Regions from separate parts of the Homo sapiens genome. Here region 1 is linked to region 2. Evidence: read pairs that join two places in POLR2A ChIA-PET (ENCODE). Cell type or tissue: K562. All regions are shown on one strand. Each heading gives the region's core, and the rest is flanking DNA. Links, peaks and the distances in the headings are about the cores only. Region 1 has its middle 33 kb from the start of TRMO. Region 2 overlaps PTCSC2 (papillary thyroid carcinoma susceptibility candidate 2).

Region 1 (15,594 bases), core at 6,297-10,296, 120 kb after region 2:
ACTTGATATATAATTTCAATTCAACAAACATTTGCCTTTAGCATTGTGAAAAGGACTTTATTTTCTTGTGAGTCCATAAATGTATTTTAAATTATTTTGCTCTAATTTATCTACCATTTGGGTTTTTGCAGTGGGAGAGCTAAACTACTGGAAATAAAAATTTCATATAATTTGTTTGCTAAATGGGATTCTGTATCAGGCTTATTTTCAAATTTTATATGAAGCCTCTGCCAAACACTGTTTTTTTCTTATTTTTAGAATTAATTTTCATTTTTTATCAGAATAATGCAACTGCATTGTTTTAAAAGTCAGTTATGAGCTGCTCTGCCTATGGAGTAGCCATTATTTTATTCCTTTATTTTCTTTTAATAAACTGGCTTTCACTTTTTAAAAAAAAAGTCAATTATGAATAATCAAAAAATGAAATTGGGCTGAGCACGGTGGCTCACACCTGTAATCCTAGCACTTTGGGAGGCCAAGGCGGGAGGATTGCTTGAGCCCAGGAGTTTGACACCAGCCTGGGCTATATGGTGAGACTGTATCTACAAATTTTTTTTAAAATTAGGCAGGTATGGTGGCATGCACCTGTGGTCCCAGCAATTTGGAAGGCTGAGGCAGAAAGATTGCTTGAGCCCAGGAGAAGGTTAAGGATGCAGTGGGCTGTGTTCATGCCACTGCATTCCAGCATAGGTGACAAACAGAGGCCCTGTCTCAAAAAATAAAAATAAAAACACACAAAAAAACTACAAAATGACAGCAATGAAAACCATTCCATTTATCTATATGTCTATCCTTATGCCTTACTGGCATAATCAATAGTCGTTGATTTTCAACCAGTGTGCCTTCAGTGGAAATCAATAGTCATTGATTTTCAACAAATGTACGTTAAATGGAAAAAGAATTGCCTTTTCAACAAATAGTGCTGAGACAACTGGATATCCACATGCAAAAGAATGAATTCAGATCCCTACCACACACCATATGCTAAAACTAACTCAAAATGGAATAAAGACCTTAATGTTTATAGACAATGTTATAAAACTTATAAAAGAAAACACAGATGTATATCTTTGTGATGTTGGATTACTCAACAGTTTCTTAGATATAATACCAAAAACAAAGCACAGTAACAAAAGAAAAAACAGATAACTGGACTTTATCAAAACTAAAAACTTTGCATGTGAAAGGACACTGTCAAGAAAGTAGAAAGACAAAGAATGAGAGGAAATATGTGCAAATCATGTATCTGATAAAGGTCTAATAGCCAGAATATACATATTTTTAAACTCTCACAACTCAACAATAAAAAAATTTGAAAATTAGTAAAGTACTTCAATAGACATTTGTCCAAAGAAGATATACAAATGGCCAATAAGAAATGAAAAGATGTTCATTATTAGTCTTTAGGAAACTAGAAGTCAAAACCACAATGAGAATTTGGAATCTTTGTGCATTGCTGTAGTAATGTAAAATGGTACAGCCACTGTGGAAAACAGTTTGGCAATTTCTCAAAAAGCTCAACATAAAACTAGCAAATGACCCAGCAATTCTATTCCTAGGTATACACCCAAGAAAAATGAAAGCATATGTACATACAATAACTTGTACATGAATGTTCATAGCAGCATTAATCATAACAGCCAAAAAGTGAAAACAGCCTAAATGTCCATCAACTGATAAATGCATAAACGAAATGTGGTATATTTATATGACGGAATATCATTTAGCCATAAAAAGGAATGAAGTACTGATACATATTACAACATGAAAAAAAATTGAAAACATTAGGTTAAGTGAAAGGAACCAGACACGAAAGGCCACATATAATCTAATTCCATTTATACGAAATATCCAAAATAGCCAAATCCACAGAGAAAGAAAGATTAGTAGTTATTAGGGACTTAGGGGGAGGGTGAAATAAGAAGTGACTGATAATGGTTACACAGGATTTCCTCAAGGAATTATGAAATGTTCTGGAATTAGATAGTGGTGATGATTGTAGAACTCTGAAACTATCCTAAAAAACACCTAATTGTACACTTTAGGCCAGGCACAGTGGCTCACACCTATAATCTCTGCGCTTTGGGAGGCCTAGGTGGGAGGATCGCTTGAAGCCAAGAGTTCAAGACTAGCCTGAGCAACATAGTGAGATCCTGTCTCTACAATTTTTAAACATTAGTCAGTGTGGTGGTACACACCTATAGTCGCAGCTACTTGGGAAGCTTAGGTGGTAGGATTGCTTGAGCCCAGGATTTCAAGGCTGCAGTAAGCTATGATTGCACTACTGCACCCCAGCTTGGGCAACAGAGTGAGACCCCATTTCTTAAAAAAATAATTAAGCCATCAAAGTGTACTAAAACGGTGAATTTTATAGTATGTGAATTATATCTCAATTTTTTTTTTTTTTTTTTTTGAGACAGAGTCTCGCTCTGTCAGCCAGGCTGGAGTGCAGTGGCACAAGTTCGGCTCACTGCAACCTCTGCCTCCCGGGCTCAAGCAATTCTCCTGCCTCAGCCTCCCAAGTAGCTGGGATTACAGGCATGTGCCACCATGCCCAGCTAATTTTTGTATTTTTAGTAAAGACGGGGTTTCACCATGTCATCCATATCATTGTCTTTCACCTCCATATTTTGTTCCACTGGAAGGTTTTCAGGGACAATAACACACACGGAGCTGTCCTCTCCTATGATAACAATGCCTTCTTCTAGAACGCCTCCTGGAGGATCTACCTGAGGCTATTTTACTTCTTTTTACATAAGTAGAAAGAGTATGCTCTAAAATAATGATTAAAAGTATGGTATAATAAATACATAAATCAGTAACATAGTTGTTTGTTATTGTTGTTGTTATTTTTTAAGTTGAAACAGAGTCTGGCTCTGTTGCCCAGGCTGGAGTGCAGTGGTGGGATCTCGGCTCACTGCAACCTCCACCTCCCAGGCTCAAGCCATCCTCCCACCTCAGCCTCCCGAGTACCTGGGACTACAGGCACACATCACCATGACTGGCTAATTTTTGTATTTCTTATAGAAATGTACAGATGAGTTTTCACCATGTTGCCCAGGCTGGTTTCAAACTCAAGCCATACCCCATCTCAGCCTTTTGAAGTGCTGGGATTACAGACATGAGCCATTGTACCCAGCCCATAGTCATTTATTATCAAGTATTATGTACTATACATCGTGTATATGCTATACTTTTATAAGACTGGCAGTGCATTAGGTTTGTTTATACCAGCATCACCCCAAACACATGAGTAGTGCATTGTGCTATGATGATACGACGGCTGGATCTTGCTAGGCGATAGGAATTTTTCAGCTCCATTATAATCTCATGGGACCACCACCATATATTGCAGCCCATTACTGACATAAACATACTTAGGTTATGACTGTACTTGGGTTAAAGATGATAATTACTGTAATTGGTTGACTATTCTAAGAATAATAATTATAGATAAATACAAACATGTATGCAATATAATGGATATGATTAATGTTTATTTTTAAAAGTTGTTTCAGTTTATTCAGCTAGTAAATATACACATATCTTGTTTTATTTAATATACTGATACTTTGTGTTTCAAAGCGATAGACATAAGCTTTAGATTTAGTAGTCATTTGTATTTTTATATAACAGCATATATCTAGGTATAAAAGGATATCAGTAAATCCTTTATTATACATCATTATGTAATGCTTATGTAAAATTACTCGAATATTTTATGCCCACATTAGTAAAGTTTCTTTTGTGTCACCAAAATATTTTTTTAACTCTTGGTGCTTTCTACCATACTTAGTTAAGTTCCTAATAATCATTGCTCCTAGGCTGGGCACAGTGGCTCAGCACGTGGGTGGGGAGGATTGCTTGAGCCCAGAAGTTCAAGACCAGCTGGGCAATATAAGGAGCCCTTGTCTCTACCAAAAAAAAAAAAAAATACAAAAATTAGCCAGGCATGGTGGTGCATGCCTGCAGTCCCAGCTACTCAGGAGGCTAAGGTGGGAGAATCACTTGAGCCCAGGAAGCGAAAGTTGCAGTGAGCTGAGATTGTGTCGCTACACTCCAGCCTGGGTGACAGGGCTAGACCCTGCCTCAAAAAAAAAAAAAAATTTGTTCCTTATTGCCATGTGTTACAATGTCACCTGCCTTGTCTTTAAATACTTATGGTTTACACAGGTAAACCTTGCTTTATTGAACTTCACTCTATTGTGCTTTGCAGGTATTTCATTTTTTTTTTTTTTTTTTGAGACGGAGTCTCACTCTGTCGCCCAGGCCGGACTGCGGACTGCAGTGGCGCAATCTCGGCTCACTGCAAGCTCCGCTTCCTGGGTTCACGCCATTCTCCTGCCTCAGCCTCCTGAGTAGCTGGGACTACAGGCGCCCGCCACCGCGCCCGGCTAATTTTTTGTATTTTTAGTAGAGACGGGGTTTCACCTTGTTAGCCAGGATGGTCTCGATCTCCTGACCTCATGATCCACCCGCCTCGGCCTCCCAAAGTGCTGGGATTACAGGCGTGAGCCACCGCGCCCGGCCAGGTATTTCATTTTTTACAAATTGGAGGTTTGTGGCAACCCTGCATCAAGCAAGTCTATCAGTGCCCATTTTTCAACAGCATATGCTCACTTCATGTATCTGTGCCAGCATTTTTTAGCAATGAAGTATTTTTTACTTTTGTGGATACATAGTAGGTGTACATATTTATGGGCTACATGAGATATTTTGATACGGGCATGCAACATGAAATAAGCACATTGTGAAGAAGGGGTATCCATCCCCTCAAGCATTTACCCATTGAATTGCAAACAAACCAATTACACTCTAAGTTATTTTAAAATGTACAGCTATTATTAACTATATAGTCACCCTATTTTGCTATCAAATAGTAGGTCAGATTTATTCTTTTGAACATTTTTAATAAAGCATTTTAAATTATAGTTTTTTTTAGACATAATGCTATTGCACATCAACTTTTATGTGCACTGGGAAACCAAAAAATTTATTTGATTTGCTTTATTGAAATATTTGCTTTATTACAGTGGTTTGGAATCGAACCTATAATATTTCCAAAGTATGCTGGTATCTTGTCTCCTCTAACTACACACACACACACACACGCATATATATATACATAGAGAGAGAGAGAGGGACTTGCTCTGTTGCCCAGGCTGGAGTGCAGTGGCACGATCTCGGCTCCCCACAACCTGCACTTCCCGGGTTCAAGCAATCCTCCTGCCTCAGCCCCCCAAAATAGCTGGGATTACAGGCATGCACCACCACACCCGGCTAATTTTTAGTGTTTTTACTAGAGGTGGGGTTTCTCCACGTTGGCTAGGCTGGTCTTGAGCTCCTGACCTCAAGTGGTCTGACTGCCTCGGACTCCCAAAGTGCTGCGATTACAGGCGTGAGTCACTACGTCGGGCCATCCTCTAATCATCTTTTCTTGATTTTTGCCTTTCCCAAATCCAGGTTTCATATTCAAAACAACAAAATTGTTAAGATGTTTTCATATCTAAACAACATTTGGGTGTTCTAAAGTAACCACCAGGTAACACAATGGTTTGCTCCTATACTACCTATGAAAGGAATGACGAAAGGAATAATTAGGTTTGTATAGAATATTGTGCATTATAGTCATAACTGCTGTGAGAACTCCCAAATCAGGGTGGTGTGCAGGTTAGGGCAGAGTTTTGGGAGAGGCGAACTGTTCTGTACAAAAAGGAGAAGAATCATAATGCTGAGGGGAGGGGAGGGACCTGGGAGAGGGGAGTGAGCAGCAAGCAGGGTGGGGCACCACCTGAATGAAGGACAGAAGGTGAGAGCCCTTAGGGGCACAGCAGCACAAAAGACTTTGGGAGAAAAGGAATTAATAAGAGGGAATTTTTAAGTTGTTTGTCATGGTGTGTGCTATGGGCCTCCTTCCCTCTTGTCACTCTTACACTGTCTTTAGAAAAGTCATTCTTTTTTTGTGAAAGGGGATTCTCCAGGGAGTATTGAAGGATGCAGGGATGAATTGTTTGTTTCTGAAATGGAGTCTTGCTCTGTCACTCAGGCTGGAGTGCAGTGGTGTGATCTCAGCTCACTGCAACCTTCACCTCTTGGGTTCAAGTGATTCTCATGCCCCAGCCTCCTGAGTAGCTGGGGTTACAGGCATATGCCACCAGGCCTGGCTAATTTTTGTATTTTTAGTAGAGACAGGGTTTCACCATGTTGGCCAGGCTAGTCTCTAACTCCTGACCTCAAGTGATCTGCTCACCTCGGCCTCCCAAACTGCTGGGATTACAGGGGTGAGCCACTGCACCTGGCCTGCATGCAAGGCAAAAACACATCATGAAGGGAAGCTGGAATGGAAGTCTCCAGGGTAAATTCCTGGAAATGAGCAAGACTTTCAAAAGCTGTGGAATTGAGGGGGTGTCAAGCTGAGATCTCAAGGGGTAATGGACCCAATTAATGTCTAGGTTCTAGGTGGGAGAAATAGGAAGTAGCACAAGGGATATATCTGACATGATGATAAGATGGAGTTGGAGAACAGGAAGGCCCAGAGAAGGGTGGGGAGATTTAGAAGGAGCTGGAGGGTTAAGGGTCTTCTGGACTAAATAGTCGGGGTGGGGGAAACTATGAGTTAAGCTGGCAGTCTGTCCTTCCCGTCCCACCCTACAGAAACCGAAGGCCAGACTCCAGCAGAGATTGAATCTTTTTTTTTTTGTCTCTCTTCCCACTTGTCTAAATGAATTATTATGTTAGCCCAGAGAGACAACTGAGATGGGAACTCTCAGGAAAAAAGAGGGCATCATCTTTATGGACATGGAGGGGTTACGGTTGAGACTAGGGCTTCTATCCAATACTCACAGACCATCTACCTGGATGTGGTAGAGGGGTTCAGGAAAAATTCCCAGCCAGGGACTGGATTATTAAGAGTTCAGAATAACCGAAGGGGAGCAGAGTCTTCGCCCTGTTTGTCAGTCCCCTCCATTTAGGTGTGCTGGCCAAGCCTTTCCTCCATTTTAGGGCTGATCTGGATAGTAATGCTGAGCCTCTGAAAGGTTCCAGTCGGAGGCTGGAGCCCTAGTGCTGTCCTTGTGGAGCTGAATCCCATCTCATGGAGCAAACCCTATTAGAGATTTTGTCCCCTTCCTCGAGAGGAATACACAGATAACCCTTTTCTAAGGTTTTCAAAAGAAGAAAATAGAAAAACACTTTTACCCACATTACAAATGAATAAAAAGGAAGTAACATAGAGCTCCACTCCTGCAGCGGAGAAAGACTATCCATGAGTATAGTCTGCCTAGAGAGGAGAGACAGCATTGGACCTCAGCCCTCCTTCCTTTCTTGTCTTTCAGCATCAATGCAGAGAAAAGAGGAGCAGCAAAGAGGGTGCATTTCCAGGTTAGTGTCTTAGTCCGTTTGGGCTGCAATAACAGAATACCATAGGCCCATAGACTAGGTGGCTTAAATTGATCTCTCACACTGCTGAAGGGTGCAAATGCCAAAATCAGGGCACTGGCAGATTCAGTATCCGGTGACGCCCACTATGTCCTCACATGGTAAAACAGACAATGGGGTTCTCAGGGGTCTCTTTTATTAGGCCACTAATTCCACTCATGAAGGCTCCTCCCCCACAATCTACTCACCTCCCAAAAGCCTCGCTTCCTAATACTGTTGGACCGGGGATTAGGATTTCAACACATGAACTAGGGGGATATAAACATTCAGTCAATAGTAGAAGGTTCTGCCTGTTCAGCCCAGAACTCTCAAGGTCTAAACTTAATCTCTCCTTTCCCATGAGGACCCCGGTCCACAGCCTCTGAGGCTGTGTCAGCTTCTAGAGCCCATTACTCTCAGAAGATAAAGCCCCCAGCAGGGACACTCATAAAAAGGAATCCGAATCTGGAGTGCTTAGGAGATTGCCTGCTCTGTCCATCCCCTGAAATGAAAGAATGATGGAGCCGGCCCATGGGTCTCACCCACTAGATGGCGCTGTGAGGTGCAGTGGGAAGAGTAGCTGGAGGCAAACCTTTGAGATTCAGATTTTGGACAAATATTTAACTTCCTGGAGGCTCAGATTCCTCCTTGAGATACACTTGGCCTGTATCCCCCACAACACAGGTATGTAGATCATACGGGATAACGTGTAAGAAAGCACTTTCAAGTATAACACGTGGTGACATACTTGAGCCTGTGGACTGTTGTCACTGACCACTCCACCCTGTGTACCAGAGGCTGGGGCTGTCAGAGTCTAGTGTCCCAGGACCTTCCCCAGGCTTCTCTATGATCCCTTCACTCCTACCTTCACCACGTGTGACCAAGTCCCCTGGTTTCCCAGCTAGGAGAGATTGCCAGAAAGGAGCTCATGTTGATACTGTACTTGCTTGCTCTTTGGAAAAGCACGTATTGATTAATCTCTTCACCTTTGCTGTACCCCTTTTCCTAGCATGGCCTGTGTGACTCCAGGGCCCTAGTGCTGCTGAGGTTGGCATGGGAGGGGAATCCCATAGGAAGGGAATGTGAAAGAAAGCCCCAGCATGAGGAATAAGGGAAGTTCCACAATGCCCATGGTGTGGGAGAATGCAACTCCCACCAGGCCTGCTGGGCCTTCTATCTATCCCCATTCTGTTTTGTTTTTGTTTTTTTGTTTTAGAGTCTTGCTCTGTCACCCAGGCTGGAGTGCAGTGATGCAGTCTCACCTCACTGCAACCCTTTACCTCCTGGGTTCAAGCAATTCTCCTACCTCAGCCCCCTGAGTAGCTGGGATTACAGACACCTGCCACCACACCTAGCTAATTTTTGTATTTTTTGTAGTGACAGGGTCACCATGTTTGCCAGGCTGGTCTCAAACTCCTGACCTCAAGCAATCCTTCTGCCTTGGCCTCCCAAAGTGCTGAGATTAAAGGTGTGAGCCATCATGCCCAGCTCCCATTCTGCTTCTGGCTGAAGCTTGTATCTCCTGACTTTTGCAGCCATCTGGGCAGGCTTCCTGATGAGGGCAGCTTGTAGCAAGATGACTCCTGCTGGGAGGGTCAAGGTTGATTGACCATACAAGCTGAACTTCTGCTGTTTATGGGGGTTGGGGAAGATGCTCCTCCTTCTGGGTCCCCTTTAACTTCCACAGCTCCTCTGCCTGGGCCCCCCCTTCCTCAGAGGCCTGTCTCTAGGGAACTCTGCCAGCAGGTATTAAGATGGTAGCTTGTCTTCCTCAGCCCTGATATCCAGGAGCTCTAGAGATACAAGTCACAAAGAGAGTGCATTTCCAGGTTAGGGAGGAGAGAAATGCAGGAGGGATTTTTCCCAAACAATGGGAAAAATAAACTGAAATCTTCTGGGTCTAATTTACAGTCAATGTCTTGCTGACATGCAAAACAACACAGGCTCCCAACCCTTGTGAAATACTGAAGACAAGTCAGTCTGGACAGTCCTCAGCAGCTCCCAGATCCCAAAACCTGGCAGAACCATTTGCAACAGGAATGGAGCCAGCTTTTCTGGGGTCTGCCCTCTGCACAGCGAGTTCCTGGAGGCTACAGTCCTGGTGTCTGGTAGTTGATCCCCAGTAGATTTTCCATTTGTCTTACTCACTGCTCTCCTAAGGGCCTCCAGCCTAATTTAGGCCAAAGAATCTGCATTGCATCCCCCGCCCCGTCCCAATCCCAGCCCCACCTCAGGCCCACCTTCAATCCTCTCCCCCATTCTAACTCTCACCCCAGATTAGGGCCTGTGGGGTATCTTTCCCTAGAGCCCAGAAAGACGTACAGTCTCTCATCCCAAGGGAAATTCAATGACTGAATTGGCACTGATTGCAAAAGCAACTAGAATATTTGTGGCATTTACTTTTTTTTGGTCCAAAGATCTCAGGAAACCTTGAATCCTTCAGCTGTCAACATTCCTCAGGATAGCGTGGCCTCTCAGACCAGAGCACCCATCTCCATCCTTGCTGGAGAATGTCCCGTCAGCAGCAGGATCTGGGGGCAAGAGGGGCACCACCATTGAAAGAGCCTCATCCAACACCAGCCCCACCTGGCACAGATACAGCCTGAGAACAAATTCTCATCCAAAGGGCAAGCGTGGACCCGTACAGTCCTCTGTGGTAAGGGTCAAAGCAGCAAGGAAAGATCTAAGCAAGATGGCATCAAAGTGCCCGGAAGCTTCCTACGAGAGGCCCAGCAAAGTTGCAGTAGGGAATGACAGGCAGAGTATGGAGCCCAACTTGAGGAAGGATAAAAAGAAAAAAAAATCTATTCTGGTGCTTAAAAAGCTACCCCATGAGGAGCCTAGGGTCTGACTTTTAGAAGGAGACAAGAAATGGCTTGAAGTGTCACTCAGGGAATGACTTATCCAGGGGTCCAAGAGAGAACCTAGACCAGAGCCATCGGAAAACACCCTAAACATTCACTTGGACAAGAAGCTGGGCGAATGTCCCAGGCTGGAGACCATGGCCATGGTTCATGACTGTTGCCAACTATATATTGCCCCCTCCTGGGAAGTCCTGTATCTTTCTAGAAACTGAAACCTTGGCACCCTCAATGAATCAGAATACTGCCTGAATACCTCTTGGAAGCTTTCCTTTCTTGATTCAAGTGCTACATAGGCACTAGAAGCCCAGGTGGTATGGTTTTGAGTGTGACAGAGGTAGAGGTATAGCTTACCTCTCAAAGTTGTTGAATCCATAAAACTTAAGGTGACAGAGGCCCAATCATGGCTCCTTCCCAGGTCCACCTTTCTCCCTCAGCACCCCATGTTTCCATGATGGCTAAGCGGAGGTTCTTTAGATCCTTGAAAGAAACCGTTAGATAAGCTGAAGCCAGGAGACAAGAGGATCACAAAAAAATTCAGTCCTCACCCCAGAGATTCCTTCCCTGCTTCCTCAGCTATAAGCAGGAAGTCCAAAAGTCCCTGAGTTTGGTCACAGAGGACCGTGAGTCCAAGAAGGAAAGCAGGCAAACTTTTAAGCTCCTTTTACCATCTTCAGGGACAAATTGTGTCAGAGTGAGACTGTTAGGGGGACAAGAGAGGCAGTCCAAAGTCACTTCAAGTCAGACAATGGCAGGACATACCCAATGGATGAGAGTGATGTCCCAGCAAACTCTGGCCATAGAAGAGCAGTACCTAGAGGCAGAGGACAGAGGGTAGAGGGTCTGAAGGGGCTCAGCACAGGGGACAGCATCTTCTCAGAGATTTCACTTTAGGAAAAAGATGTTGGAGATTTAGGGATTCCTTCAAGAGCCAAAGATGTCAAGGAGATAGGAAGTCTAAGGAGACTCCAACTCCTAAGCCACACCCAGAAGATGTCCTGAAAGCCAGTGAGCCAGGAGATATCCAGAAGCTAAATGGCCATCTGAGTGGTCAAGGGCTCCAGTGACGAAGAAATGCCCCCCATCACCAACAGTGCTGGTGCCCAAGATCCGGAATGTCTAAGCCTTAAAGATGAGTTGAGGCTCAAATTGGAGTTAAAACTGCCAAGCCAGCCTCAGGTTTCCCAATGACGTGCCCCTTGCCTCAAATAGCCTAGCTACTCCATTCCCTTATTGAGTGAGTTTTAATAGTTTGTGTCTTTCAAGGAATTGGTCTATTTCATCTAAGATATTCAATCTATGAGCATAGAGTTGTGTGTAGTATTCCCTTAATATCTTTTTAATATCTGTAAGGTCTGTAGTAATGTCATCTTTTTCATTCCTGATGTTAGTAATCTGTCTTCTCTCTTTTTTTCCTTGGCCAATCTGGCTAGAAGTTTATCAGTTTTATTAATCCTTTTAAATAACCAGCTTTTCATTTCACTAATATTCCTCTGTTGTTCCGTTTTCAATTTCATTGAGTTCTGCTACAATAAAACATTTAATTTCTGTTTTGTAATGTTTCTCTGGATGCTTTCAAAATACTTTTCATTTCCTCTCATTTCCAGTAGATTAATAATAATGTGTCTGGACATTGTTTTCTTTGAATTTATCATATTTCAGATTTGTTGAGTTTCTTCTTTTTCTTTTTTCTTGAGACAGGGCCTTGCTCTTTCACCCAGGCTGTAGTGCAGTGGTGCAATCACGGCTCACTGCAGTCTCAACCTCCCAGGCTCAAGTAATCCTTTCACCTCAGCCTCCCAAGTAGCTGAGACATGCCACCAGGCCTGGCTAACTTTTTTTTTTTTTTTTTTAAGACACCAGGATCTCCCTATGTTGGCCAGACTCGTCTCAAACTCCTGGGCTCAAGTGATCCACCACCCTTGTTCTCCAAAGTGCTGGGACTACAGGCGTGTGCCTGGCCTTGCTGAGTTTCTTAAATCTATGTATTTTTCACCAAATTTGGGGAGTGTTTAGCCATTATGTCATCAATTTTTATTTTTGCAATCAATCTTTTTCACCTCTCCTTCAGGAATACAATGGTGTGCATGACCTTTAATATTGTCCCATAAATTCTTGATGCTCTGTTCATTTTTTAAGTGTTTTTCCTCTATGTTCTTCAGATTGGATAATTTCAATTTACCTATTGCAAGTTCACTGACTCACTAATTCTTTTCTCTGTCACTTTCACTTTGATATTGAGCCCATTAAAATGAATTTTTATTTTAGATATTGTAGTGTTTAGTTCTAAAATTCCATTGGGTTCTTCTTTTGTAGTTTCTATTTCTCTCCTGAGAACTTCATCTTTCCATTCATTTCAGGAGTGTTCACCTCTAGTTCTTATAGTATAGCTGTAACAACTGCTTTAAAGTCTTTGATAATTCCAACATCTGAGTTGTCTCAGGATTGGCATCTATTGGTTGTCTTTTCCATTGATAATAGTTTAAATTTTCCTAGTACTTTTTTGAGTGATTTTGGATTATAGCTTAGACATTTTGAATACGATCATATGTCATTTAATGACAGACATACATTCTGAGAAATGCCTCATCAAACACTTTTGTCATTGTGCAAACATCATAGAGTGTACTTACACAAAACCGATGGTATAGCGTACTATGCATCTAGGCTACATGGTATATCTTATTGCTGTTAGGCTACAAACCTGTATAGCATGTTACTGTACTGAATGCTGCATGCAATTGTAACACAGTGGCATTTGTGTACCTAAATATATCTAAACAGAGAAAAGAAACAGTAAAACTATGATATCATGATCTCGAGGGACCACTGTTGTATATGCAGCCCATTTTTGACCAAAACATTGTTATATGGTACATGACTGTATTATGCTGTAAGATGCTGGATCCTATTAAAGTCCTCTGGGGAACACTGATTTTTTTTTTTAACCTAACAATTCTTTCCAGTTAGGTTTAGACCACAAATTATGACTCACCTTCTGTGGACAGAGGTTCCAAAGTCAGTTCAGTTTTCAAAGCCATCCCCTGTCTCAGCCTCCCATTTAACACCACTTGCTTTCCCTTGGCCCATTAGTTTTAAGCATTATTTATGTCATCTTACTATATTTTTGAAGGCATTTTCATATGTGACCTTGTATCTTGGCAAAGATCAGATATTAGGCAAAGAACTAAGAAATACAAATCTCCAGCTCCAGTATGATGAGGAGGTCCCTGCCTTGAGGTCCCTGAGCGCCCTGGATAACCTGCCTATACCCTCTTGGACTCAGATCCTGCCTTGGTTCTGTCAGTTCTCTCGTATCTCAACTCCTCCCCTAATCCCAGCAGAGCCTAAACTCCCAAGTCTGTTGACAACCCTACTGCACCCCTAGCCCAGGCTCTGCTCCATCACCTGCCAACATCCCAGCCTGGCCTTTCTCCTAGGTCTGCCCACCTCTGCATCAGTACAGCCACCTTATCCAGAGGGGCACAGCCAATCTTGGACTCCAAGCCTCTCCTTTACTGTTGACTCAAGTGACTGAGCTCAGACTTCCCATTCTGACAGCGGCAAGGTCCAGTGGTAGGAAGAGCAATTCCTACCACTCATAGCCTAGCTCACTACATGCAAGTAGACAGTGAACCAGTGGGTGGAGCTGATGAGTGAGTGATCTGCAGGCAGAGACTCCAGATTGGATGAACCACACAGTTTTGGCAAGCATTGGGTCAAGGAGCTCTCTGGTGGCTCAGCCCTGCCAGCAACATCATCCACATGGGCGTCTGTCTTCTGCCTGGAGGCACAGCGCCTTATCCATAAACCTGTCTCTGGAAGAACAGAAAACGTCAGTGCACCCTCAGGGACAAAGCTGCCCAGGCTTAGCCAGTTTGCCTGTTCCAAATTGGCTCAGCTCCACAGCCAATGTATGACCTGGGTGGTTTTTGGTATTGTGATCCATATGTTATGCTCTAGGAAAAAGTAAAAATGCCTCTAACCATATTTAGTAAATGGAACAGAGGGAGGATATATAGTTATCTATTTAAATATATATGTCTTTCTTATTTATTTATTTATTTACTTATTTATTGAGATGGAGTCTCGCTCTGTCGCCCAGGCTGGAGTGCAGTGCGCGATCTCAGCTCGCTGCAAACTCCGCTTCCCAGGTTCAAGCAATTATCCTGCCTCAGCAACCCGAGTAGCTGGGATTATAGGCATGTGCCACCATGCTTGGCTATTTTTTGTATTTTTAGTAGAGATAGGGTTTCACCATGTTGGCCGGGCTGGTCTCAAACTCCTGATCTCAAGTGATCCACCTGCCTCAGCCTCCCAAAGTGCTGGGATTACAGGTGTGAGCCACTGTGCCTGGCCTAACTTATTTATTAAGATGCACTAACATATCCAATCCATTCCAGTTTGAGTTCTAGACATTTTACTTTCCTCATGTTCCACATATAAAAATAATGCATGCTTGTGATTAGACAGAAAATTCATAAGGTACTGAAGAGAATAAAGCAAAAAGTCCCCTTCTGCAGTGAGTCCCCAGAGAACCCACCCCAAGGTAACCACTGTTAGCATATTTTTGTTTATGCTTCTAGAAATTTTCCACAGATGTGCAAACATGGGTTGTATAACCTCCTCATTTTACATATATGAATGGGATATTATAATACATACTTGCCATTTATATCCTATTCATACATTTTCTCACATGGCTAAATAAATCCTTTAAAAATAAAAACAGTCTCTGACTTAGAAGCATGTGATATCCCAAAAATGTAACCTTTCTGTATGTAATAACCTTTCTGGAACTCAATATAACCTTTCTGTAAATAACCTTTCTGGAACTCACAACGAGTTTCAGAGAAATAATGTTCTAAATCAAGGAGTGGGATCAGGGGTTTTTCTGTAAAGGGCCAGATTGTGAGTATGTTCAGCTTTACCCACCAATCTCTGTCATGTCTTCTTCTCTGGGTTTTTTGTTTTGTTTTGTTTTGTTTACAATCCTTTAAAAATGTAAAGACCAATCTTAGATCTCAGGTAGTGCCAAAACAGGCTGTGGGCCAGATTTGGCCTTTGGACTATCATTTGCTGACCCCTCTTCTAAGTGGTGGTTAGGCCCACAGCTTAGCTCCCAGAAGCACAATTAATCCATAATATTACTGAGATGCCAAATAAGATAATATATTTTAAATTGCATTGTAAAGTCTATACTAATATGAAGAATTATGTAGTTTTTCAGTGTTTAGCACGTGGATAACTTTTTAAAACAAAAGTTAACATGGAATTTAAAAATGTTTTTTATATCTTGAATTGGATGAAGAGTTAG
Region 2 (15,594 bases), core at 4,875-8,874:
ATGAGTTCTCTCACTCTTTGCATCGAGCTTTTCTCGTTCTGCCATGTGCCTTAGATTCAAAAGGAATAGATGTAAGGCAGGGAGTACTTGGAACTGACAAAATAAGAAATACTTCCAGTCCTCAGAGTCCTGGTAAATTAAATTCCCCTAGAGAGTGACTAGGAGAAGAGTTTCCAAGCCCAGCGTTCTGCATGCCTGGGGGAGCCGAAGCTGGAATGTTTCCCAGGAGTCTAGGCCTGGCTGCCTAGCTGCTGCCTGAGAGGCTCAGAGATGGCATTCGAGCCCCAGATCCCCTGGCTGGAGCCAAGCATAAGAACCCCAGGGTGCTTGGATTCACACAGTGCCCTCCCCAGCACTGTTCCTGACCCAGCTGTCACAGGTGGGTGGACACCCAAGCAGGGGCTGGGAAGCAGAGATGGCTGGAGCTGCTAAGAGGGGCCAGGGCTCCAGGGCACACTTGACTTGTCTCTCAGTGGAGCCAGGGACATGCTCCAATGACACCCATGGCTGCTTCCTCATAGGGCACCCTCTGCCTCTCTGGAGCCTGCCGCTGGCTCTATCGAAAGGGGCCAGTGGGAAATAGTCATGGGGTCCTACTCTGATCTGAGCAGCCAGAGGGAGTGACATGAGCTGAGAGTTGTGAATAAACCCCTGTACTTTGTACTTACTTACTCAACTTGACAAACATTCCCCATGGACTTGCCCTCTGTCAGACTGCACTGGGAACTGGGGATTCTGTAGTGAATCAGGCACTATGTTTGCTCTTCAGAATCTAGTAAGAGTTGGGCTCACATAGCCAAAATGCAAAGCAGAGCATGGCAGCGCCCTGGAAGATGAATTCCAGATTCCTGCTGCCTGGTCCAGAATCAGCATAGCCCAACAATGCTAGGTGACCTTGGTCAAGTTGCTTAATCTCTCTACCCTCAGTTTCCATCCTTACCCTTCTTTCTCAAAGAGCTACTCTAAGAAGAAAATAAGACAATTGGCCTGGACATACTTTGGAGTCAAAGCTGAATAGGGAGAGACGATTGCTAGTGTTTCATAGTGTCATCAGTAACATAGACACCATTTATTCAGTATCTTCCCAGGTACCAAGCATCTGACCAGTGTTGCATGTCATTCTTCCAACACTCCTGGTACAGCTCTATTATTATCTATATTTTAGAGATGAGAAATTGAGGCTCAGAGAGGGGAGGTGACTTACCCATGGTCACACTGCTTGTAAGTGACAGAGCTGGGATTGGAACCAGGACATTTGGATTCCAGAGCCTATGTTCTTTCTGGACTTTCTTCCTTATTTCTTTCTTACTCTCTCTCTCTCCCTCGCTCTCACTCTCCTCTCTCTCTCCCCCCACCTCTCCGTCTACCTCCCCCTCTCTCTCTCCCTCTCCCTCTTTCTCTCCCTTTCCCTCTCCCTTTCCCTCTCCTTTCTTTTTGGATGGCCCCTGGTAAATCCTCTTCACTCTTTAATTCAGCAATGACTTCTTGAACCCTTTCTCTCTGACAAGCATTGTGTCAGGCTCTGAGCATATAGAGGTAAGCAGGCTTGAAGCCTTCCCTCCTGGACTCACAGCTCAGTGGGGAGAACAAGCAATGAAGAATAATTATAGGCATAATGACTCTCACACAAGGGCAGAGACAGGGCCCCATGGGAGTGTGAACTTTATCTAGGAATTGAGCAAGGTCTTCCAGAGACAGTGATATTTAGATAAAATCTGAAGGCTGGCTAGGAGTTGGCCAGACAAGAATTCAGGGAGGAGGGAACAGCATGGAGTCTGGAGTCCAAAGGGCTCAAGGAACACAACAGGACAGATGCGCCATTCGAGAAACAGAAAGACACCAATAGCACAGGCTGCAGGGAGGAGTGGTACATGGATTGGCAGCAGAGGGAGGCAGGAGCCCTGTGACACATGTCAAGGAGTTTGGACTCTCTCCCGGGTGTCCTTGAGAGCAGATCTCATAGGGTTTGCATACCCTTCCTTTTACATCTTCATGGCTTCCTCATCCCCGCTCTGACTGTTCAGTCGGCAGCTGAGGAACGAGGAGGGGCAGGATCTAGGGGAGCTGACAGTGACCAGACGAGCTGAGGTCAGTGCAGAGCTGCGGATAGGACAAGGAGGGACTGGGCAGGGACCAGGACAGTGAAGCACTTGGGAGAGCTTTCAGTGGTGCTCGGACTTGAGGGCAGTCAGGAATCATTCATTCATTCATCATTCGTTCATTCTACAGATGTTTACTGAATGCCTACTATGCTCTGGGCACTGTTCTGGACACTGGGGGAGACCTCAGAAAACAGACATAATTCTGTTACTTTCTAGTGGAGAGACAGAAAACAAACATAACAAATGAGACAGTCACACATTATAGCAGAAGGTGACAGGTGTAGGGAAAGAATAAAGGAAGGAAGGCTCCCAAAGGCGAGGAGGGCCAGGCAGCTATGACTGATAGGATGCACGATGAGGGCTTCTCAGAGAAGGTGCCATCTGCACAGGACGTGAAAGTGGGGAGGAAGGAGCCAAAGGCACCCACAGGGAAGAGTGTTTCAGGCAGAAGGAACATCAGGTGCGAGACCTTGAGGCAGAAGGATGGAGGCTCTGTGTGGGGTTGGGGTGAGGGAGCAGGAGTGGGTGACCTCAGAGAGGTATTGGTCAGGGAGGGCAGTGAGGTCAGAGGTCAGGTAGGTGGAGCCTAGAGGGCACAGTGAGGACTTGGCTTTTCCTCGGGGTAAGATGAAGCGACACTGGGGAATTTTGATCAAAGAGGCGGCATGATTTAACTTCTACTTTCACAGGACCCGCCTGGCTGCTGGGTGGGTATGAGAGGGTTGGGGTAAGAAGGGAGGCAGAGAGATCAGTTAGGAGGCTATTGCAGTAGTTCAGATGAAATTAGTTTGAAGTGGGAAAGTTGAGTTCAGCACAGAAGAGGTTAACGATACCAGTAATGGAGCTACCAAGGAGGTAACTGGGGGCCAAGGTGGGGCCAGAATAGAGAGGGACAGAGAGAGCCCACCTTCCTGTTTCCCACCTGTGTGAGTCTGGGAAGCTGAGATGTCCAAAGGGGAGTCCAGGCTCTTGGGGTGGAGGCCCCTATCCATCCAGCCTTCTAAAATCTGTATTTTCTAGACCCTTCTTCCCTGCCTTTCGACTATTGCCTGGATCTCCTGCATCGAGTCTCACCTCCCCGAACCCATCCTCCAAGCTACCTCAGAGCACTCTTCCAAAACACACCTTGGACACCATCATTCCCTTGCACCAAGACCTTCAGTGGCTCCCTTTGTTTCAGGGCAAAGTCAGATCTCCAGTTCCCTCATGATCTGGCACCACCCTAACCTCCCAGCCTCATCTCTCACCATTTCCATCACATACTCAATACCCCAGCCACATTCAGTGCCCTGCCCCTTCCCAGACAGACCTCAAGCTTTCCTTGTCTTTGCTTAATAATAGTCACTCCAGTTGATACAGCTTCACCATCAAAGTCCTCCAAGAAACCTTCTCAGACCTTCATCCCCTTCCCAAGCTGGATGAGATCACTCAGAACTTGAAAAGCTGGTGGAGCAGCCACCTTATTTCTATCAAGAGCCCAGGGAAGGGGAGTGGTAAAGGAAAGTAATGGTGAGCACTCAGGGGCAGAATGGCCAATGTGTGAGACTTCAAACCACACAAGAGGAAGAGAAAGGCAAGCATCCCCAGCTAGCCTGAGGCATATTGGCCCATGATCCTTAGAGGCAGAATGTGGAGGGAGCTCCGACGGGTTATGGCCAAGTATGTTCTTGGGCAAACCACTCTCCAAAGAAGGGAAAGAGAGAAGCTCCCTGTTAGTAAACTACCACCATGTGCCAGGCACTTTTCCTGCTGTGTCTACTCTGTTCAGCAACACTGTGAGGCGGGGATTATGATCTCTTATCGGTTCCTCTGGTGACTTCTAACCAAGGCTGTGGCAAGGTTTTGTGCTATAGGTGGCATTTGCCCTGAGCTTTAAAACTAGGTAGACTTTGGGCATGTAGAGGTAAAGTTGGGATGTGGAAGGGAACAAAGGGCATTTTAGGCAGAGGGAATAAAATAGAGAGGGAAAAAAGGAGGTAATTGTGGGTCCCTGGATTTTAAAAGTAGAGTTGCCATTGTTTCATTTTTTTTAAAAAAGAGTATACTCTGAGGAGTAGCTGGAGCTAAGTCTGCGAAGGCCAATTAGGATCTGTTCTTGAAAAAGAGCCCCAAATGCCAGGCTAAGGCAGGGAAATTAAGAAGCAGTCCCTTCCCGTTGCACTCAGAAGTTTCCAAGCTGGTGGCTTCAGTGGAGAGAGGAGAACAGAACCCAACAACACAGAAGAAAATGGCTTCTCCTATCATAGCTAACCAAGCAATTTTAGCAGGCTTTTGGAGGAAAGAAAAAAGCAACAACAAAACCTGCCAGGCTTTGCTTGATGGTGTCTACAAGGGAATTTTGGAAACAGACAGGCTTGTGGATCAAAATATAAAGCTCACCACTTAAATAGCTTTATTTCTCAACAGCTGCACTAAGTCCCTAAGCCTCCCAACACACAGGAGGAGGTAATAGGCATCGCTACTCCTTGCAGAGGACAGACACCCCAGTCTGCAGGCACCTCGGGCCCCAGCTCTGACCTCACAGGGGAAGTGGGGCCCCATCCCCAGGGGGTAGCTTAGGAAGGACCCAAGAGGGCAGGGGAGTCACTGAGTGGGGAGTATATGTTCTTAGATCTTGGGCCACTCTCATCGAGTTCCACCCTAACCTGGCATTGAGGCCCAAACGGGAGATATTTGGAGGCCTATTCAAGGCTGAGGAATGGATTTCAAAGGGTCCCAATTGCCCACCACTCCCAGCTCCACGTTGGGCTTCCATTTGCTTTGCCCTGGTCATCGGCTGTGTGATATAGTCAGCACTGCAGGGCCTCACCATGAAGGAGCTGTTGAAAAACCCAGCCCCCGCCCCCGGCCCGTGCTCAACACCCCACAACCCACCTGCCAGGCTGTATAGGTCTATCAGCCTCCACTAAAGATCAGAGAACATCAGAAAATTGCAGCCATAAAACCGGATTCCAAATATAACTCTTCCAAGGGACAAAAACAAAGAAATATAAACCCTCCATGAGTGGTTTTCTCATGTTTCTTGTCTTGAAGACCACTTTCCTTTTCCTTCTCTGTGAGAAAAATCCCTTTGCCAGTCCTTCACCAGGTGAGTCCTCACAGGAATGAGACTAACTCAAAGTCAGGGAAATCCATCATACAAAATACACCTAGCAGGAATTTCTCAAAGACCAAGTCTAGAATAGTCACGCAGGGCCTCAGCAGAAACACATGAGGTGAGCTTGGGCACTCAAAAGACAGTCCTCTTCTATGTGTCTTCACCAAAATGAAATGAAAATGCCACTGGTTCTCCCCACCACCTCCCAAATGGTAATATTTGGAACACACACACACTTTCAAAGCTAAACAATAATTCTCAAAGCCAGTGTAGACTCTAGACTACTAGAAGACATTTTTACAAATGCACATAATCTGCACAGATTCTCCCGCCCACATGGATATCCATCTTATACGTGCCCCTTTTTGCTCACACCAGTTGGAATTGTGTTTCTATCACTTAAAATGGTAAGAGTCCCAACCAGTGCACCTCATCTCCCTGTATTGGTTAAGAGGCATTCAGCCAGCCGGGCACGGTGGCTCACGCCTGTAATCCCAGCACTTTGGGAGGCCGAGGCGGGCAGATCACCTGAGGTCAGGAGTTCAAGACCAGCCTGGCAAACATGGTAAAACCTCATCTCTACTAAAAACACAAAAATTAGCCTGGCGTGGTGGCATGTGCCTGTAATCTCAGCTACTTGGGAGGCTGAGGCAGGAGAATCGCTTGAACCTGGGAGGTGGAGATTGCACTGAGCCAAGATTGCTCCTTTGCACTCTAGCCTGGACCACAAGAGTGAAACTCTGTTTCAAAAAAAAAAAAAAAAAAAAAAAAAAGAAGCATCCAGCCTCAAATAACAGAAATGTATTATGTCACAAAACAGAAAGTGTGGAGTTGGGATGGGCTTCAGGGTAGGTTGATTCAGGGATTCAATGGTGTCTTCAGGTTCTTCCAAGCTCCTTACTCTGCCTAGAAACAAGGACACATCAATTTCGAACATCACATCTGTATGGAATCTTCCACATGATGTCAATCTGAGGAAGTAGGGGAACCGTTTCTTACTATGTCTGCCTCCCAGGGATAAGGCAAGGAAAACTTCCCCAAAGTCCTCAGCAGATATTTCCTGTGTTTCATTGGCCAAAATCAGATCTCATGGCTTTCCTCAATCAGTGAGTTGAGATAGAGACACTGGCAAGTGAAATGGGATTTTCCCTAGACCAATCAAGCACTCCTCTGAAGTTGGGGGTGGGGTCAGAGACCCCCAGGGGTAGCTGGCTGTGTCTGTAAGTGTATGATGGGGTTACCTCAATCACACTCGGGTTCTGTTAGGAAGGAACAAAAGGAAAACGGCACTGGCAGGTAGCCCACGATGTGCACTGCACTACGTCCAATGATTACCTTGGCCAAAGCTTTCCTTAAACTTGGGCCACATCAAGTTCTCAGGCAGGAAGTTTTCTCCCCCTAGTCTCTGCAAGAGAATGGTGATCATAAGACATCCACACACAATGTCCAGAATCAACCTTCAGGTGTCGACATTTGTCCTAGTCACTTTGAGAAAGGTTCTCTGGACTGCTGTCATGGGATGGACTAAAGTGAGGTGGTGCTGAATGCAGGAAGTCAGTCCAGCTGTCAGCCCAGCACCAGTAAAATCAGCAGACACCCCAGCCCAGGAATGCCAAGGCATGAGTCAGGACTAAGTTTTCGGTCAGAAGGGTGAAGAAAAGAAGGGTGTGTTGTCAGAGGGAGACTCTTGGGGATTTTGCCAAAGGAGGATCTTGGGGCCCTGAGGCCTTCTGTGCAGGAAAGGCAGGGAGACAAGACTCTGTGAGTTGGAGGTGGAGGGAGGGGCCCCCAGTGCCATACCCTTTACATGTCCTGAATGGTGCAAGGCAGGTTGGGTGAACAGGACCCTCACTAGGACTGACCTTGAAGCTCTTCGCTCCGTCAGCTCACCAGTCATTGCTTGGTGATGGGAACAGAGTGTGGGATTTGGTTTCCCCAGCCTCACCTCAGTCTGAATTCTCCAAACACTCTATGCTGTTTCTTGCCTTCAAGCTTTGGCTCTGCTCTTCCCTCTTCAAAAAGGCTTTCTCCCACCCAGGCCTCCTAACTCATCCTTCACAGTACAGCCTTCGCAGTCCCAACTGAGTGAATAGCTTCCTCCTTCTGCTCCCACACAGCTGGAGGGCTGCACGCCTCCCTTTGGGTTGTAGTTTCTATCCACATGCTTATCTGTCCCTCTCACACAATGAGCTGGGGGCTCTCGGGAGCTGGGACCATATCTTGTTCATCTTGGTGGCCTCCACAGTGTCCAGCACAGCATAAGTCAACAACACCTGCTAAGAAAGGAGGATAGGAAAGGTGGAAAGAAGAGAGGCTCCTGTCACTTCTTCTAGAGCTGAGTTGTCCAGTATGGTAGCCACCAGCCACATGTGGCTATTTAAATTTAAACTAATTGGGCCAGGTGCAGTGGCTCACGTCTGTAATCCCAGCATTTTGGAAGGCCAAGGCGGGTGCATCACCTGAGGTCAGGAGTTCGAGACCAGCCTGACCAATATGGTGAAACCCCATCTTTACTAAAAATACAAAAATTAGCTAGTCATGGTAGCATGTGCCTGTAGCCCCAGCTACTCAGGAGGCTGAGGCAGGAGAATTGCTTGAAGCTGGGAGGCGGAGGTTGCAGTGAGTCGAGATTGCGCCACTGCACTCCAGCCTGGGCAACAGAGGGAGACTCTGTCTCACAAAAAAAAAAAAAAAAAAAAAAAATTAAACTAACTAAATAAAAGTTAAAATTTAGTTCCTCAGTCACACTAGCCTCAAAGGCCTCAATAACCCTATGTAGCTACTGGCTACTGATTGGACAACACAAACATAGAACATTTCCATCATTGTAGAAAGTCCTTTTCTAGAAACTCAAACTATGGCTGCAGAACTAAGAGGGGCAGACCATCTGCTACAAACACCATTCTTTTCCAACCCAGCACCCAGCACTAGGCCAGACACAGCCTCCTTCCTCCTCTCTCTCCTTCCTTTCCACCCATCTTTCTCCACACCCCTTTCCAGGAGCAGATCATAATCCCGGAAGAGACAACCTTGAACACCATAATCCCAAATATTGAAAAATCCTGAAGGATCAAAATCCCAAAAACACAATTCTGGAAAAAATAATTTAAAAATTCTTGAAAAGATATTTATTTACATCTTTAAAAGAAGATTTATTTGAGAAACACAAAAACACATAGGCCACTTTACACAATAAAATAGGCAATAATATCATACATATTTTTGCAAGCATAAATACTCAAGTGTACTAACAACAGTTATACAAGTATGACAGTTATGAGCAGATGTACTATATTCATAAAGAAATAGGTTACAAATGGAAATGTATAAATGCATACCACCATAGTTAGTAGTTGTAGGCACCCAGATTTATAACGGCAGTCATCTGAAATACCATGATGAACATCCTAAGTCTTTTGATGACATCAATAAAAAACCATGGTGCGTCACCACCAAATATGCAGTCACCCAAAGGGCCAAGATCTCAAGAAATGTTATTTTTACAAATGCAGATGTACAAAAAAGGACATATTTTCCTTTACTGAGGAAGCTTCAATGTTTTTACATACATGTACAATGCTTACACACAAGCCAACATTGTGATGCTGTACTTTCATGGAGTCAAATTTGTAAAAGCTGCATAAAACAAATTAGAACTCTGAAAGCCTCTATACAATTTATACTACAAGTATTGGAAATGATGCAAAGATGAGATATGAAGGGTAGTGAATTGTAAAAAATAATACTGACAATTTTAAATAGTAGGGGGAAAACCCCAAAAGATTTAAAAACTAAAAAGAAAATTTGACATATTGAAAAGTGTATTATAGGGATAGATTATGGGCAATTGCACAGAGATAGTCCATAAGAGCTAGCTGATTTTCATGATTATTAACTATGTTTTGAAGTCTTGCATCATGATAAATAGCTGCTTATTATTTTTTTGGACACAGATCTCCTTGGAAAATACATTCACATTCATTTTCTATGTGGCACTGCTCTTTTTGAAATCCTTCTATGATACAATACACACTGACATTAGCATTTCCTATTAAATTTTCCAATCTTTTGAGCCCTGCTTCTGTGTTGTTTTGAGTACTCCAAAATGCATTCCACAAGCGTGCATATACAGACCACAAATTTGGTGGAAACGATAATGGCGATCAAACAGTAACACATTGTAACACCATTGGCTGTCTCCTTATCCTACCACGAAAATAATTGTTTTCAAACTAGTCAATAACGTCACCAGCTTCTTCAGGCAAATGTGGCTTTAATTCATTAAAAGCTCCTGGAATGTCATCAGCTAGAAGGAATGTCAATGCAGGCCAAGGAAACATTCTTAAACAGAAGTTTTCATAACTGCAATATTGCTTGGCCAAACAACTCATCTGAATTTTCCACCAGATGCAAATAAAGACAACAGCAAGGTAATAGTTCCGCCTAACGTGATGCAACTAACATAATGTAACTGCTCTGTGTGCAACCGAAACCCCCACTAATCCCACCTCCAGAATTCAGCTTTCAGGATGATGGTGTTTGGGATTGTGTTTTTTTGGATTAAGATCCAAAAGCCACTCTTCCTGTCCCCCAACAGGGTCAAGTGAGTCAAACGAGTCATTCACAGCAGCTTCAGAGTTCACAAAGCCTTTTTACAGTTTGCGTATCTCCAACCCTTCGCTACAATCCTAGACAGCAAGGAGGGAAGGAATTATGATTTTCATTTTACAGGTGAGGAAATCAGAACTCAGAGAGGTTGTGACTTGCCCAAGATTTCCCAACAGGCAAATGTCAGAGCCTGGATCAGACTTCAGACTCAGGCCCCCTCTTTTTCTCCAGTGCCGTGTCACCTCTCACTAAGGGGTCATCTAATCCAGCCTGCTATCTGATATACTAATGCCTTCAACAACGTCCCTGTCCAGTGACTATCCAGCTTCTGCCTAAACACTCCCCAAGACACGAGCCTCACTACCATTCCCTGAAGCAGCGAGATGCATCTTTAGACAGCTCTGCCAGAAAACACTTGCTCAGTCAGGGTCAAAATCAGCCGTCTTGTAACACTCCTGTCTGAGACCTCAGTAATCATGCCATGCAGCCATTCAAATGCCTTCTGCGACACAGATGCCGGCCCACTTCCAGCATCTGCTCGCTCACCTCCAGTTTGGGGAATTCAACACCACTCAAGCCGACCCTTTCCTTCTTTGAGTATTTAAAAATCATCCTCCCTCCCGCAACTCCTCCCCACTGGCTTTGTCCTCTGTGGCCCCCACAGACCACATCTGTTCCTTCTGCCCCAGGGTAGCCCCTCAGAGACAACGACCATGCCCCTAAGTTTTATTTTTCTTCTGGCTGCAGCCTTAACAGGTCACCAGGGACGGGATGCTCTGTCCTGCTAGCCTGACTTCCTCTACTTCCCTTTCCCCTGAGCACATGGACCCCCACATTTCCACAGGAGGCCAACGTCATGTCTATAATAACAACTACTGCCATACACTGTGTGTTCACCATGTGCCAGGCACCTTAATGAGTGCTCTGCTTGTATTCCATCTTCAATAACTCTGCATTATTATTCCCATTAGACTGCCTATGTATACATGGCTGTCACTCTGGGTTGAGGGGACAACTGCAGGAATCTGAAGGATGGATGTGACCAGAAACAACCCAGGTTTGAACCTGTGTCAGTCCCAAGACTCCAGGCCCCAAGGAAGGTGGAGGAGTTCAGAGGTATACAGAATCTGATTATGGGCACAGACCACAGGGGCAAAAGACTTGGGTTTAAATTGTAACCGTTTACCGACTATGTGACTTTGGGCAAGTCACTTCACCTCTCTCAGCCTCCATTTCTTCATGTTTAAAATGGAGCCAGTAGCAGGGAGCTAGTAGTATGGAGCCCACATGTTGCAGTAAGGAGACAATGAATGCTGGCTCAGTGCTCAGCCATGGAAGCTAACACCAACATTGTCATCAATATTATTACAGAGAGATCATACCCAGGGCTGAGGCTGGTGCATGTCATAGTCTTGTCCCCCCTACACACACACACTGAGCCTGGTCAGACACAGTGTCTTCCTGCACCCCCACGCACCTTCCAGCAAATGCCTGAAACCTGAGGTGGGTGCAGATGGGCTATATGAGGGAGGGGTGTGAGAAGCCTGAGGGGGCATGGCTTGTAATGAACTGGGCATCACTCAAACTTCTCTACAGTAAAGAGAAAGGGCAATGGACAGGAAATAAAGGGTGAAAGAGAGTGAGGAGATAGAAAGAAAAAGACTGAAAATGCTGCCATCTCACTGCTAATGAAAGCATGGCTTCAGGCAAGTTATTTTCCCTTCTGAGCCTCCATGTGCAACTCTGTCAAATGGGCTAGTAACTCTGTCTGAGCCTCCATGTGCAACTCTGTCAAATGGGCTGACTGGGGTGAGGATGAAGTGAGGTGCTGCACCTGGAAGCCCCCAGCCAAGGTGTAGCCCACAGGAGCCCTCAGGGAAGCTCTGCTCCTGGGCAGGGAGAGCTCTGTCCAGCACGGCAATCCACAAGAACAACAATATAATCAGAACAACATGATGCCTACTGTTTTCCAAATACTGTGTGGGGCCAGTCCTCACAGCAACCTTTGAGGAAGGTGTCATTATCCTCACTTACAGGTGAACAAACTGACAGTTAAGCAGGAAGCAGGTAACATGTACAAAGTCACCCAGTAAGCCAAGATGCCAGGACTGGCACCTGGGTCTGGCTGATGCCAAATTTTGTTCCCCGAAAATCAAACTGTGGATCCCCTGTGAGCCAGGCACTGGGTGTGAGAGCCTTTCCATAAATCTTCCCTCCTAGCCCAAGGATCACCCTGGACCACTTCCACTGGGGATGATGGAGGAAGACTAGACAGAAGCCCAGTGCCCTGAGTTCTGGTCCCCTCTCTGCTACAAGACGCTGCATGGTCACAGGCTACTCCTTCCTGCTCCTCAGCCTCAGTTTCTTTATCTGTATCATGGAGGTCCTGGAAGTCCGGACTTTCAGGGTTTTCTGACTAACACTGAGATTGCGCACACAGTAGCAGGAAGTTGGAGGAGGAAAGTCATCTTAATGGGAGCAGAGTACTGCATTCCTCTATCCCTTAATAACCACTAATTAGTTAATCCCTGTAGCAGCAAAGTGAGTTATCAGGTATTATTAGCCCCAATTTACAAGCAGGAGGTTGAAGGAGAGAAGAACTGACAGAGGGATTGGTCCCAGGCTCTAGGCAGAGTTGGGATCAGTGAAAACCCAACAGACACTACAAATTGCTTCAAGATTGGGGGAGGAGCAGCAGAGAAGCGAGGGAGGCCTCAAAGGGGAGGAACCACACAGGAAGGTGCTTCTGATCCTCATGAAGTTGAGGTCCCTCTGAGGGCACCTGGGCCTGCTCTGTCTATGCACAGATGTGTGGACCTAGGCCCAGAGATGGAGAGAGACTGGCCCAAGGTCACACAGCCAAAAGTGCAGACAAGGAGTGCAGAGCTCCATCGGTTCTCAGCTGAGGCTGTTCTGATGGGGGTTGGGGCGATGGCTTCTAAGAGCTGAGCTTCTTCCATGGCCCTCCCTGAATTCCTAGAGAAGCAGCCAGCTGTAAGCCCCCAGGGATGGTGTGTGTACTAATGGCCTGTGACAAAGGCAGAGGATAAGCTCCCTGCTCTGCAGACTAAACAAGGCACAAGAAGCCAAGTCAAACAAAAGCTGAGGTTTTGTGTCGGCCCAGCTGGTGGGCTAGAAGCGGCCCAGCCTCTTGGGAGGCCAGGCCCTGAGCCATCACCTGGAATCTCCTCTGGTGGCCTTTCTCCCTTTTGCCACTGAGGGCTGCACAGAAGCATGTCCACAACACATGTCCTCACTCTGTGACCAACCCTGCTTTGTAGCACACAATGCACTTTCATCACAAGGCCCCAAGATGACAAAACTGAGGCTCAGAGAGGGGAAGGAAGATGCTTACCCCAAGTCACATAGCAAGTTAGGCAGGAGACTGGGCACAAGACCTCCTGACTTCCGCACCACCACAACCCTCAAATTTTTTTTAATGAGTGTTTTTCTTTAAAACATAGTATGAACACTGGAACAGAGGGAAATGCAGTATTCCAATTTCCATCCACAGTGTTGTCCGACCTGGCATCTCACTGGAGTCCCCAAGCACAGGCCCTGGCAGCAGACCAGGCTGGGTTCAAGTCCTACTCCTGCCTTTTGCTAGCCCCACGGCTTTGGCAAATTACTGCAGTTGGAATTATTAACTGTTGGAATTATTAAATTGTTGGAATTATTAAGTGAACTAATGGGCACAGACATTTTGTTCCACACTTAGCATATAGTAAGCACCCAATTATTGCTATTGCCATTAGCAGCTCCGGCACTTACCTGCCAGGTGTGCAAGGCCCTCAACTGCTAAGCCTTCTGTCTCAAATGAGACATCACCAAGATTTCTCCTAACTCCAGAGCCCTGTAGTCTCCACCACCTGGCCCAAATGAAACGATGGACCCCAGAATCAGGGAAGTATGGTGGGAACCTGTGTCACTTCCCTGTTTCTCTTTCTAACCAGGCTCCTTGCCCCTCCCCCAGGCTCCACACACCTGCAGCAGAATGTTCCGGGATGTGAGTCTGCACAGCAGCCAGTCTGCCCATTCTCAGAGCTGCTCAGTTGAGTCACTCCTAGTGTTGTTCTGGGAGAAGGTGGAGACTTTCATGTCCCTTCTCTGGCAGTGCTGCTCCTAAGCGTGTAGGGAGACAAATCCCCCTGCCTTGTTTTGGGTACAAACAGTGGAAACATAGGCATCCTACCTGCAGAAGACTTAGGAGTCAGTCTCCATCAACCCCTTGGATCACGTGTCAAAGGGGTCCTCACCACAGCCCTAATCGTGCAGGGATTGCTCTGGTGTTTTCAGAACACAGCTCCTGTTCTATATTGCAGAGCTCACTTTCAAAAAATTGAGAATGATTTGGCTTCAGGCCTGGGGTCATTTCTCACTTCTTGTCTCCTGGTTCCCAACAGGAGCAAGAAGAGATCTGCCTGGTGGGGATTAAGGTGACACTGCTCTCTACCAGCTAGGGAGGTGCAACAGGACATGTGAGGAGATTACCTACCTGCCCCTGCTTACCTTTCTGTGTGTCAAGTTTAAGCCCCTAGAGGGTTATGTGTAATACTGTTTAGGAATCTTAAACGATAGAGACCCTATTGCTGGGATTATAGGGTGTGGAGACATTCTCGCCTTTCACACTGAGGCTTGGGATGGCTGCCAACCTCAGTGCGTCATGCCAGTTGCTGAGCCCTACTTTGCACAGAAGTGACTTATTCCAGTGTATTTAAAATAACTAATGTCCCAGGAGCCCCTTATCTTTAGAGCACATTCTGCCATTGACTGATATGGACTCAAAGGAAAGTTTCCAGACCCAACTGTAGCTGGGAAATTATTGGGTCTGTGTTAAAAGACTCCACTCCTCAGGGTGCTTGCCATGAGACTTTAGACAGGTCATTTTCCCTGTCTGGGCTTCCATTTCCTAACCTGTTACCAAAACATAATAACTTCCAGCAATGTCTGGTTTTCATGGCTAGGTGAACATCCTTTCTAATACCACAAATTCAAGGGCTTATTATTGTTTCCTGAAAAAGTATAGAGTTATGGCTTCCAAGCATCAGTTGAAAAGTAGAAAAGTAGAAAAGTCACAGTAGAAAAGTCAGTATAAGATAATCGGAGGACTGTTATTGGAAAGAACTGATTGGCCTTTAGTCAAGTGTGTGTCTTTCCTAATTATTTTATTGGGGGCTATTAAAATGTCCTTCTTTTGGAAAATGGTGGCAGATCTTAGCTTTTGAAGTTTATAAGTTTCTTTGTTTGGCCTGACTTGGAAAACAAAAAAAATGGACATTCCATGCAGATTTCCCCTATTTTTACTTGAAATATTGGTCAATCCAAAAGTCTGAGAACTATTGGCTTAAAAGACCAAGACTGTGCCTATTAAACTGGTTTTACTGGCCATGAAATGGTTAAGTAGTAACATCCCAGAACTGCTATAATCATGGGATGCTAGTTACTCCCTCTACTCAGATCCTAATTAAAAAGTACCTCCTAAAAATGAATTTTTAGGTGATGAACAAGTTCCGAGAGACAACATAGTACGGTGGTTAAGGACACAGGCTCTGGAGTCTTGCCATCTGCGTTCAAATTCTGCTTCTGCAATTTACCAGCTGTTAACCTCTCTGGACCTTAGCTTCCTTATCTGGAAGGTGGGGATAATAAAAGCACCCAACCCACAGAATTGTTTTAAGGATTAAATACATTAAGCCATGTGAAACACTTAGAACAGGGTTGGCACATAGCAAGTGTTCAAAATACAGTACCTATTATTATTATAGGCATTTACATTTTAGTAAAGCA

What was found. ChIA-PET counts read pairs that join two places held together with the same protein. Peaks named below come from ENCODE experiments on the same cell type or tissue, not always from the same donor. Only the 100,000 strongest peaks of a DNase experiment are listed, where the experiment ranks them.
Region 1: POLR2A ChIA-PET joins it to region 2 with 5 read pairs; 2 of 35 experiments call an interaction of 5 or more read pairs at or near these places.

Annotation. Positions count from the first base shown.
Region 1 is chr9:97,882,175-97,897,768 of GRCh38, forward strand. It overlaps a transcript of TRMO not described here. Among named protein-coding and RNA genes, the nearest start is that of TRMO, 33 kb to the right of the region's middle. In K562, for the core only: a CTCF peak has its summit at 7,955 (motif pointing right); a DNase peak (open chromatin) is centred at 7,947; H3K27me3 peaks cover 710 bases.
Region 2 is chr9:97,759,467-97,775,060 of GRCh38, forward strand. All of the region lies in intron 5 of PTCSC2 (papillary thyroid carcinoma susceptibility candidate 2), which reads right to left. Among named protein-coding and RNA genes, the nearest start is that of XPA, 70 kb to the left of the region's middle. RefSeq lists enhancers at 12,417-12,918, 12,919-13,418. In K562, for the core only: no CTCF peak of the experiment used is centred there; a DNase peak (open chromatin) is centred at 7,375; H3K27me3 peaks cover 54 bases.